Linked DNA regions of Homo sapiens: region 2 is linked to region 1. Evidence: chromatin contacts called from ENCODE Hi-C or POLR2A ChIA-PET data. All regions are on one chromosome and are shown on one strand. Each heading gives the region's core, a stretch centred on a gene start or an enhancer-like site at or near the end of the contact. The rest is flanking DNA. Distances are from core to core; before and after follow the strand shown. Region 1 overlaps ANK2 (ankyrin 2). Region 2 overlaps ARSJ (arylsulfatase family member J).

Evidence for each region. Hi-C counts contacts between places; a loop is a spot of excess contacts on that map. ChIA-PET counts read pairs that join two places held with the same protein, here RNA polymerase II (POLR2A).
Region 2: a map of MCF 10A shows a loop between it and region 1 (4-fold over the local background). The contact joins two enhancer-like sites. A Hi-C loop is called at or near these places in 1 of 168 maps with a recorded cell type or tissue (MCF 10A). POLR2A ChIA-PET finds 5 or more read pairs at or near these places in 1 of 52 experiments (activated T-cell).

The regions. Positions count from the first base shown.
Region 1 is chr4:113,298,440-113,304,763 of GRCh38, reverse strand. It overlaps ANK2 (ankyrin 2), which reads right to left. Exons shown (of 46, transcript NM_001148.6): 23 at 1,925-1,997. Among named protein-coding and RNA genes, the nearest start is that of MIR8082, 150 kb to the right of the region's middle. Within about 2 kb of position 4,208, at least 4 of the 41 ENCODE cell types and tissues checked have a DNase peak (open chromatin) inside an H3K27ac peak, as active enhancers do.
Region 2 is chr4:113,957,246-113,963,222 of GRCh38, reverse strand. All of the region lies in intron 1 of ARSJ (arylsulfatase family member J), which reads left to right. Among named protein-coding and RNA genes, the nearest start is that of ARSJ, 19 kb to the left of the region's middle. Within about 2 kb of position 3,867, at least 8 of the 41 ENCODE cell types and tissues checked have a DNase peak (open chromatin) inside an H3K27ac peak, as active enhancers do.

The DNA.
Region 1 (6,324 bases), core at 2,959-5,458:
AGCTATATTAAAAATCACATAACTATTAATATATTTTTAATCACACCTAAAATATATCATCAACCAAGGGAGTGATATAAACTGCATTAATTTCAAGTGGTCTAACTTAGTTATTGTCATGTTCACACTAGCTCAATGTCAACTAACAAAAGAATTACTTTTCTCTAAATTTATATTCTAAGAAAAGATAATAGTTGTGGAAAAATATTTATATAATGTTCATTAGATTATATAATTATGTTAGCAGTTCTCAATAATAGTTGCAAAATCATTAACAGTACAAACAATTCATGACTTTAGGCTTCTAAGTTAATAAAATCCACACACTCAAATGCACACATATACAATTCCACTCATATTACACATGCTATTTCAAAAGAAACAGATTAGTATTAGGCACACAGATTTAAACAAGTTGTTCTATCCAGTTAAGAAAAATCAAAAGCAAAGAAAAGCTTTCACTCCAAAAATATCCTCTAAGGGTACCTGAATCACTAAGTGCCTCCCCATCAATAAAGTGGTCACCAAACTGTTTAAGAGCTGTTCAACATACAAGTAAAGATAATAAAGATGATCCCACAAAACAAAATATGATATGCATATAGGAATGCTGAGAACTAGTTGGCAAGTATTAAGATAGAACACAAAATTATACTAAATATTTGGAACTGCTGGCCTTGGGAATACCTTTGAATTTACTCAAAATACTACATTGATCCAACATTTGTTCATTCTTGTCATAAATTTTTATAAAAGCTGAGAAAACTCAATACATACTACCAATAGGTGATTCAACAAGTTGGTTCTAAATAAGGACATCTCAATGTAAAGTTTTATCTTATGATTTTATCTTAAAGAACCTAAAGAAACATCTTTAATATTTCTCTGTATAAAAGCAATGAGTATTAAACCTAGTGCCATTCTTAATAGCAATAATTTTTCAAACATACATTTTCATGTACATATATGGTGGTAATTTTTCAATCATGTTCATTGGACCAATAGCTGAACTATTGAAACTTGGTTGCGTGATTTTTTTTCTTTCTTTTTTCTATCTTCTCATAAAGAAATGCTTGCAAATTTTATATGCTGCTTTCATGATTTTTTAGTAGCACATTTTTTTATCCAAGTGGATTATTACATGGAAGTTCAAAATACAAAATGAAGAAAAGTCAGCTACTCTAGTTGAAGTAGAGATAGGGAGCCGGACACCCTCCAGCTGGCCCATCTCCAGCTCTAGCCCAATGTCACACACCCACTCCAGGCAGTCCCCACTGCTCCTTTTTGGAAAGCAGGCTTCCCAGGACTTAGGAAGCCATTGCCTGAGATCATTTTTCATCAACTCTAAAATTATAGGGGGGATATTTTCTGACTTAAATAATACATTCTTCTGTGGAATTTATACTACTTCCTGCTGTACTATTTTTAAACCTTCTATAAGGCTCTTCTCCTCTGGGCTTAAAATATATTCTGTACATATGAACCAACCAGAATACAGAGATTTCTCAATTGAAGAACACTCATTGATGGAGTATACTTTAAAGTCTTTACTTAAAGTCATTTGAATAAAAAAAGATTTTTTAACATAATTCAAACATATTTTAATAACAATTGTGTTATCATATAGCTATTTTAACACATGGCCAGTTTCCAGTTTTTCCCCTTTTCCAGTCATATTATTTAATAGCCATTAATTTTAATGCTAGGAAAAAGAAATAATACCAGAAACAAATATACTAATCAGAACTGCCCCCGGCCCCCGCTGCCATGGCAAAAGTAAATGTATTGAAACAAAGGTGAAAAAGTGACTTTAAATGTTAAGATTCTGTCATCCACATAACCAGCTTGGTCTCTGAAAAAAAGGGTAATTTGCCCTTGTGTAAGAACATGACAGGTGTCATAGAAGATTGAATAGAAGTCTTACCCTCTTCATCAGAAACATCAAGAACCTCAGTCATCGTCTCAGGTACATTTAGTTTGTGTTTTTCTGTAATAGTCTGGAAAAACAAAAATCATTAATGTTCAAGTTGAAACCAAAAGTAAACAAAAGATGAAAAGCATCACATAGGAGGCCACACTCAACAGCAGCAGCAAGCCATCGAGCCATGACTACGGGATCTTTCCCGCGTGTATATTTTGGAAATTTGCTTTCATGAAAACTCATTTGTTCTTTTTGAAGATAAATGATCATTTATGCCAGAGAAGTTGTACAAGAGACAGTTCATTATTTTGAGTTCTCATTTGAAAAATAAATTCTTTAGCAATGGTATTATTAATAATAATTAGTTGTATTGAGAAAGCAGATTGATGTTTTCAAAGCTTCCCTAAAATGAACTAAGTGACGTTTCCAGAAAAGCTTTAAAAAGAAACAATGAACATATGCAATGTATTAAAAGCAAAGCCATTAGAAAAGAAGCTGTAAATAATGTGAAAGATATAAACTATTTGGGCAGAAAATATGACACATCTCTTTTGGGATCAGAGGATCAAATCATCTCTTTAATATTTCACTGGGCTACAGTTCTGGTTTGTTGCTTATTTGCCTTATGCAATAGCTCTCCAAGGTTGTCAATCCACTGCCTTTCATTCCTCATGTACAGTGTAAGGTTAAGAGACAAGGATCTGAGTCTAGCTGCCTGGGTTAAAATTCTAATTTCATCACTTATTACCTATAAGGCCCTAGCAAGTCCCCTAACCTACATGTGCCTCAATTTCCTCAACCATAAGTAAAGGATAGAAAAGTACTTCATAAAATGGTTAGGAAGATTAAATGATGTAATATATGCAAGAGCTCTAAAAATAGTGCTTGGCATATGTTGGCACTCCATAAATATTAGCTACCATAATTTATTATGATTATTGTAACTCAGTATTAAATGCATCTTAAAAGTGAAGAGCCTCTGGACTTTTTATAATCATTCTTGCACTCAAGGAAAATTCTGAATGTCTACTGCATGCTTGGCACTATTTTAGACACAAGACATACCAGTGATTTTTCAGAATAATAGAAATAAGCCAGACATAGAGACAAATACTGCATAATCTCACTTATATGTGGAATCTAAAAAACTCACAGAAGCACAGAATAGACACCTGGTGGTGACCAGGTGTTGGAGAAGGAAGGGGGAGGAGCATTTGGGAGATGTTGGTTAAAAGATACAAAATTTTAGTTGGACAGGAGAAATAAATTCAAGAGATTTATTGTAAAACATGGAGACTACAGTTAATAACAATGTAGTATATACTTGAAAATTGCTGAGAGTAGATTTTAAGTGCGCTCATCACAAAAAAAAGGATATGTATGTGGAGGTAATAGATATGTTAATAAGCTTGATTTAGCCATTTCACAATGTGTGTGTGTGTGTGTGTGTGTGTGTGTGTGTGTATCAAAACATCATGTTGTATACCATAAATATGTACAATTTTTATTTGCCAACTAAAATAAATAAATAAAAGATATGTGTACCCCAAAAACATAAAAATTCAAATCTCATTATTTTGAACATCACCTAAAGACTATTGAGTGTCAAATTCAAACCTTCAGTTTCTGTAGTGAAAATACATTAAGGGCATCAATTGACACTGTCATGGAAACTTTAAAAAAAAATGAATCCCTTGACATAAGAGTAACATCTTCAACTAAAACCACCAAAGTACAAAAAATAGGTTGTCTAGTTTTTTAGGCTTTGACCTAGATGTTAGATAATTGTTTGAAAGGCTATAATGAACCTATCATCAATTATTTTCTTTCCAAAAGCAGTAGATAACTTCAAATATATTTACAAAGAAATTCAACTGGTTAATCAAATTCCACTGAGCAACTCTGACTATATACATATATAAGATCTGTGTGATCATAATGTGATACTGCATGAGCTTTTTGGTGGCTCTTTGTTTTCTTCAGAAAACTGATTAAACTGGCTCAGAAGAGCCCTGTGATTCAGTAAAGAGCGAGAGGTAGCAAGGCCTCATCTCTCATTCCATGCTACGATCGTGTTGAGCTGCCTTTATTTTGACAGGTCATGTTCTCTCATGCCTCTGAGTTTTTCCACATATTCTCTCATTTACCAGAAATCTTCTTTCCCCTCTTCTCTTGGCTCAGGTTAGATGTGACTTTCTTGGAGAAACATTCCCTGATCCTCCCCAGTGAATGTCTTTGTTTAACTGTGTTTATCTGCTGCTATGTACTCCTAGAGCATCGTGTGTGCTGTGTCATACACTACGCACTGTGTGTGCCCTCTCTGCTTATCTGCCCACATGAGAGTGTGAGTCATTTAAGAGGAAGATTGTTTCCACAGCACCTGAAACATAGCAGGAGCTTTTCAAATATATATCAAAAACTTGTTAATACTAAATTATGCAAAAAATAAATTTAAAATCCATATCATGATGAAATGGATTGTCTTTGGGTGGAATTTTAGTTAAAAGACAGGAAGAAACAGAGAAAGTAAAGAAAGTCTCCTGCTACTCACATGAAGGCACAGTTGGAGGCAAGGGTTGTAAATTCAGCTTGCCTGCATATTTCTAGTGATATTTAAATAGTTTTATTCAGAGTCTTATTCACTGAAAGCAAACTAAATGCTGCAGGAAAAACAAAAGTATCCATCCAAAAATCTGGAGAATAGTAGTGGTTGATAAATATTTGTTGAATGAACAAACTCAAAAAGACTATTATAATATACAATTTGATTATTATTTTAATATTATAAATTTTAATTTAGAAATTTAACACCAATAAATTATAGCCCATATTCTGTATTAGTGGTATTCAACTATAGCTACATATTACAATTATTAGAAACATTTAAAAAATATTGTTGCTTGGGTCCCATCATAGACCAATTAAATCAAAATCCATAGGGATCGGGCCCAGCTATAATGGGGACCAGGGTATTTTTTAAAGGTTCCTTAGGTGGGTTTATTGCACAGCTCAATTTGAGATTCATTTTCCTGTATTAGGGAAAGTATATAAATTGCAGGAAAATGATTTGCATTTAAAATATAACATAGAGACTACCCTACTATGAAATCTTATTCAACTTTTTTTTTTTTTTTTTTGAGATGTCGTTTCACTCTTGTTGCCCAGGCTGGAGTGCAATGGCACGATCTCAGCTCACTGCAACCTCCGCCTTCCAGGTTCAAGCCATTCTCCTGCCTCAGCCTCCCAAATAGCTGGGATTACAGGTGTGCACCAGCACGCCTGGCTCATTTGTGTATTTGTAGTAGAGATGGGGCTTCACCATGTTGGCCTGGCTGGTCTCGAACACTTGACGTCAGGTGATCCACCTACCTCGGCCTCCCAAAGTGCTGGTATTACAGATGTGAGCTACCGCGGCTGACCTTTATTCAACTTTTTGGGAATATTTAAAAATGTGAAAGGATGTCTACTATATTAGACTGTATTAGAAAGTTAATTTTTGCAGAAATGTTTTAGAGTATTTGTCCTTCGTAGTAAACATTTCAATAAGGAGATGATTCTCTGTTTGAAAATAATTACTGGAGATACTTTTTAAATGATTAAGTTTCATTGCCTGATAGTCTCAGTTTCTATTTTCAGGTGCTGATAATGGGACTATATTTTCTTTGTACTTGTAAGAGTGGAAACAATAATTTACTTCAGTTTGGTCACTGAATGCTATCAGAATTATCAGCAAATATATGTGGCAACAGAAAAAGTAATACACTGTGATCATATTGGTCATGGATATTTTTCTGTATAGATATTAAAAATGGCCTCTATATGCAATGTGGTAAATATAATATCATTTATACATGAGAAGGTATTTGACCTTTAGAAGGCCATCATTAAATATTTGTTGAATGGATGGAAAATAAGTAGTCCTACATATGTATAATGTAACAAGAAATGAATACATATTTTCCTTTTAAACAAAATGTCCTTTGAAAACTTGATTATTTAAACATAAACATGGTTTTATGCAACTACCTCTGAATCGTACATAGAGAACAAGGCTATAGTGAAATGATCATGGACATCTCTTTCTGCTACAGAATCCAAGATACTATGGTCAAGATTAGAAACTACTTTAAAAGTTAAAATGAGTAGGACACTAAGTACAAGTTTAATGGGATATAATTAAATCGGATAATATGGCAAAAGAAATGGTATATAATAGATGGAAGAGAGATTTAATAATGAATTTATATTGTTAATCACGATATGAAAAATGTAGAAAATAAAGTAGGAGTTCTTAACATTCTGCTTTACAAATAGTAGTCAATATCTGATTTGTTCTATGCAAAAGAAACTGTGTGTTTAACTGATCTTCACTTAGCCAACCCTCACTCAGCCAATCCTCCTGG
Region 2 (5,977 bases), core at 2,618-5,117, 660 kb before region 1:
ATCCCTGTTTTCATGGTGTTCATATTCTAGTGCAAGAAGACACAAATAAGAAAACTATATAGTATGCTAGAGGGTGACATGCTCTAAGAAAGAAGATAAGGCAGGAAAGAGGATTGGGAGTCACAGAAATTGAGAGGACAATATTACAAAGGTCACGGAAGACCTTGATAAGAAGGGAGGCAAGGAAGGGATCGTTGTATGTAGCTTCTCCAGGCAGAAAGAAGAGTGAATGCATAAGTATTACAACAGGAACACCCCTGGTGTGTTCAAGTACCATTACAGGACAGCCCCACTAAGCTAGTTCAGAGACAGACCAGGAGAGATTAAGAGGAAATGGGGTCAAAGCAGTTAAAGAAGCCAGATCCTGTAGTGTAATGTAGGCACAGGCAGGGGCACTGACTTTCACTCGACTAAAATGGGATCCACTGGGAAGCTTGGAGCAGAAGGGGAACCTGATCTAACTTCATTTTTAACAGAACTGCTTTAGTGGCTGTGTTGAGGATAGATCATGCAGGTCGGATGGAGAGCAGGTGGATCTGTTAAAGAGACCATAGCATTAACCTGTGTGAGAGATCATGGGACAGAGGGAGGGGTGATGGAAAGTGATGGATTCTGAGTATATTCTGCAGATAGAGCAGACAAGATTTTTTGATGAACTACAAATGCAACAGGAAGAAAAGGAGGAGTCAAGGACAAATTCAAGTTTATTCATTCAACTATTAGAAAAAAAAAAAAAAAAGGTGCCTGCTCCAGCAGACATGTATCACAAGTTACAGGAATCTCTTTGACAATTATATTTCACATTTCAAAGCCTACCAATAAATAATAGTCTTTGTTTCTCCCTTCTTTTTCTGACTCCCTTAGGTTTTATATTTTGAAGGATTGCAGTTATAGATTTTTTTTTCTTTTATCATAGTAAGTGGTGTCAGAAGGTCTGCATCTGAGTTCTGGCTCAGCCACTCACTAATATTTCAAAAGAAAGAAAAAGCAGCACAGGTGAATGTTGGGGCAGGGTGCTACATTAGGGCAAGCATGCTTGTCTGGCCTCACGGCTGTCCCAGAGTTGAATGAACTGGGTGAATTCACCATTCTCCCTTACTTCACTACGTTGGACTTGTAGCCAAAACTCTGCATGTTATTAGTCCATCCATATGGTCAGATGGTTGATGATTAAAAGAAATCAACAGAAAGAGCCAATGTATGCACTCAACATCCCTATTTTCATCAAAATGAAAATGTTGCTACTTCAGACTATTGATTGCATCAAATATCAAGTGTTTACACACACACACACACACACACACACACACACACACACACACACAGAGAGAGAGAGAGAGACAAACACAGGCACACATACATGTTTTTCCCTTTCTCTTGGATTAATGTCAAGGCAAAAGAGTCTGAGCAGTAGTTGGTGGTCCTGCACTTACATTTTTAGAATTATAATTTTTAAGGATTTACATCTGGCAAGATTTTTGTTAAAACTTGAAGTCCACCTATTTTGCTTCTTATTTTAAAATAGCTAAAAATAGGTCATTTGCTTTAATTTATAGAACATTGTCATTTATTACAACTTTTCCACATTGGTGATCTCTTCTTTTTGTTCTCCAAAAGCAAAGTACTCACTAAACAGTTTATGGGCCAACCTGCATAAGTTGTATTACTGCTGGCTTTTGATGCAGTTTTCTGGGCCAAAGAGTTAACAGCTGTGCAGACATTGAGAAAGATTTCATTGAGAGGAATGTTTGTTTTAATGCATTCACCTTAGTTACCACACACAGTATTGAAATCAAAACGTCCAACCTCCATCTGATGTAACATGTTAGCCCAAACATTCCCTTTCTTAGATTTTAAGAACAAGCACTACAGAACATATCCTGCAAAAGAACATTTGTGATTGTTTATTTTTTAAAGAATAAGAATCTCATAATCTTTTACAAGTTCAAATCCCTTCTCTAAGCCCCTTTATTTTAAATCTTAAAGTGTAAAACTTTAGGCAACCCAGGTTATGTTGTTGGGTAAGTGCTACTTCACTTCCAACGTGCTGGATGCCTCCTCCAGGTGTGATCAGAGTGTGGGTGTCACTTCTCCATGGTGTCTGCTCAGGATCTGCACTGTAGTCTCTCTCTCCCATTACTTATTTTTCACCTAGAGGAGCTGCCCAGTTCACGTTACCTATGTTTGCCAAAGGTAAATTGGTTTATTTCTCTGTTGGACTTGAAACTTATTCTATAATTTTTCAAACTCTTTTTCAATGTGTCACTTTTCAGTCAAATGAATTTCTTGATGGAAAAGAAGTCCAGCATATAAAACAAAAGAAAGTAGATCTGCTAGTGCAGGTTCCAGCCTCAACCCCTTCCTTCTAAGGCAGGCTCGGGGCACTTCTGCCAATCTCCAGGGCTCCTGGGTCATTGTTTGAAAAACACTGCCCTATTCAATCTACTTTGAGGGAATTTTCTTAACATATCAAGAAAATAAGTTACTGACTTAATGCTACAAATAAGTAATATGTTAATAAGGCAATCATTCTCAAGAAGTACCAGCATCAAGTTATAAAATGTAAAAATAATGAATCAGCAGCAGCAATAATAAAAAGCTACAGATCTATTAAACACATCTTTTATAAGAAAATTCTTTGATTCTTTTTTTTCTACAAATTATAGCTGTCATTTTGATGAATACACCAGAATCAATTATAGCTATTAAAGTTGAGGCAGTTCACTAATAATCCTGCGGTTTTATAACACCACCATGGAGATGAAAATGAAATACTTTAACATTCAAACCAGGATACTGGAGGTACACAGAAAATAATTATAAAACAGCAAGGTTTGTGAAGTAGAGAAGCTTTTTCAGATGATCTCAAACTCTCAAATTTTTCACTTGTCATCAAATTCAATAGCCCAGTAGTGAGGAAAGCATACAAGGAAACTATTATTCAATAACTAAGCTGTAGTTAGGCATACCAGAACAGGTATAGGGAACCACACATAAAATTTATTCTCGATCAATGTGTATTTTGTAAAATGCCCACTACAACTCATTGTCAATACCTTGTTTTCTTATCGTTTTATCATTGCCTAATTGTATTTTATCCATGTCTCATTATTATTTCTCCAACTCTAAAACAGGGAAACCAGTAGGAAGCTGTCTGAATGAGAAACAAAATACTGAAAAAAAACCGTAATGATAACACTAAGAATGGAAAGAGAACAATAATTCAAGAGAGAAGCAATGATAGAAGGTACATTACTTAATACCCCAATGAACATAGTCTTGAAGACAAGAGAAACTAGAAGGCTTTCAGAAAAAAAATCTATTGGGTGGCTGATAGATCACAGTAAAATTAACTAAAATACAAGGTTGGGAATATTCTGACTTTTAGCTCTGCCATTTTGTTCCATACTTTCATTCCATTTTTCAGAAACCAAATTCCATTTGATAATATGCAACCATATAAACACATTCTGATGAAACAGTTAATCTCATGTTGATTATAGTTGCCAAATGTTCAAGAAAAAAACATGTTTAATATACACAAAGTAAAATATACTGTCTGTGAAATTTGTATTTTAATGCTACACATGATCATTGCAATCTCTGTAAATAAAAAATCATAGAACAGAGGTTCTTCTAATCAATGTTACAAATTCAGAAAAGATAAGACATGAAAACAGGGAAGTGCTGGTTCTCTCTTACCCAGCTTCTCATAACAGCTAAAAATTCTTTCTTCAGGCTGTGAAATCGTTCACAGGTTTATATATGTCCCTAAAGTTCAAATAGTGAAGTGTCTCGAGAGCTTTATTACTCTGACTCATGTTTGGCCAGATGACTCATTATTAAGGAATTGGTTTACTAAGTCAGATCTAGTGTGTGCATTTGAAACATTAAACAGAAAATTTTTGAAAGGAAATGTCATGCATATTTAGAGGTAGAGCTGTTAATGGGACAGAACACTGAACTGAGGGTAAACAGAAATTATTCCCCCCACAGTATGCTGTTGGCTTTTAAGGTTTATGTTCTGTGTGAGCCATTCAGAAAAATGTCTACCGCAACATGAAACAGATTACTTAATTTCACATTTGCCTGAAAAGAAATGTTCTCTTCAGACAGCTCTAGTTATTATTTAAATTTTATCGTGCTTTTAAATTGCTATTTTAAGAAGAAAGTCATCATTTTTATCTTCCCACCCCCATCCCGCTCCCAAAACACAAATGGTTTGATTCTGAAGAGGTTATTAAAAGGGTTGGTAGAGTAGAAATGGCAAGAGTGGGTGTAGCCTGCGTGCGGGGTTTAATCTTGCAAGAAAGGAAAGAGAAATGTGGCAATTTAAAAAATAGCGGGTTCCAAGAGAGGATATTTTCAAGATAGAGAGAGACATATGCTTGAAGGTGAAGGCTGAGGAGAAAATATAGGGAAATTAGTGGAAAGTAGAAGATTAAAGAAATGAGAGAGGTAAATTTATACCACAATCACCCTCTTCTCAGCCTATTTGAAATTTTATTTCTCTTCAAAGAGCTACATCAATGCCACATCCTTCTCCCAACCTTCCATGCCTTAAGCTCTGTTATGTATCTATTTGTATATATGTATCGGCTAAAGTCAAAACATGCAGGTTAATATCCATAGAGAAAAAAATAACCAATCTATGATGTAGGAGCCTGATCTTTATCAAAGTTAGGGGTTCAAAGACCTTCTTTGGTTATCATAGGTGTCTAGTTTGGAGAACATAGTGCAAATAGAAAAATAATTAATGGATTCTTTCATTTTTCTACAAATAGGTGAACATTAGACACCATGCTGTCTTTAGTCATAATATTGATAATGCCTTTTGTGCTGCTGGTAATGCACTTAAATTTTTTAACGTTAATTTTGCTTCTATACCTCTGTCCTTAATTCGACTGAATTTTCATTGTACATTTTATGTACAGCAACATTTAATAAGGAGGCTGATTTTTTCATCTCCTTTTTGCCAGACTGCCTAAATCAGTTCATGTTGCGTCAGGCAAGAGAACTGGTGTTCAGCTTGCTTTTCCATGGTTTGTTTGGAAGGAGAGAGTAAGAGGAAATAGAGGCTCCAGGCAGTGGCAACAGCTGGAAGGCATCTCTAATTAGATTCCAAGCAAACTTGGGCTCCATTTATAACTTTCCATATGCTGGCTTACAGTTTCTTTTAAAAGGCTCCCAAAACAACATGCAAATTTAAAAAGATTTGCTGCACTTGTTTATGTCACTCAATATGAAGTTGTTTTTCTTGAGCACCTTAGCATAGAACGTAGACTAGTAATCACTCAGTCCTAACTTTGAAGATGTTATCCAGACAAGATGGTCTCAGAAGGTGTGTGTGCTTGACTGATTTTTTGTTTGTTGATAAAAATTTTTAGACTGCTGTTACATCATAACAATTAAGAGATGTTTTAAGCCTTGTAGATGAAATTCTGTCTCACTTTTAAGTTTGTTCCTACATAAGCAATTTGGAGTCTTTTTTGCAAGTTAATGTTACTTTTTTTAAAGAAGCACAAAGGAAGAAAATCATTGTGTTCAATACACAAATCAGTCACCGTGAACTATGAAAGTAAATGTTGTGCATTTGTGATTTTGGTTTTGTGCTCAACAGTAGAGAGAGAGCTCAGAGTTGATGGGTTTTGTTTTTTAATGTTCTATCCTGGAAAGTTTGATTTAAGATTTTCCCACTCAATGTAACAAAAGACCACATTTGTTTCAGAAAAAACGACTTTAAAGACTTATTTCCATTTTTAAATAAAAGGTTCTCTACTTATTTTTATATTTTTTCCCAATACAATGTATTGCTTATTAGCTTTGCAAGCATAAAGAGTTTCTTTCTATTTTTTTCTCAGGAGAGGTCTCTGAAATTAAGTTTTTTAAAAGAAGAAGAAATCCCTAACATATAAGGATGCTAATAGAGATATTTAAATAAAATGGTGGAAATACTTTTTGGAGAGCTAAAACTAAA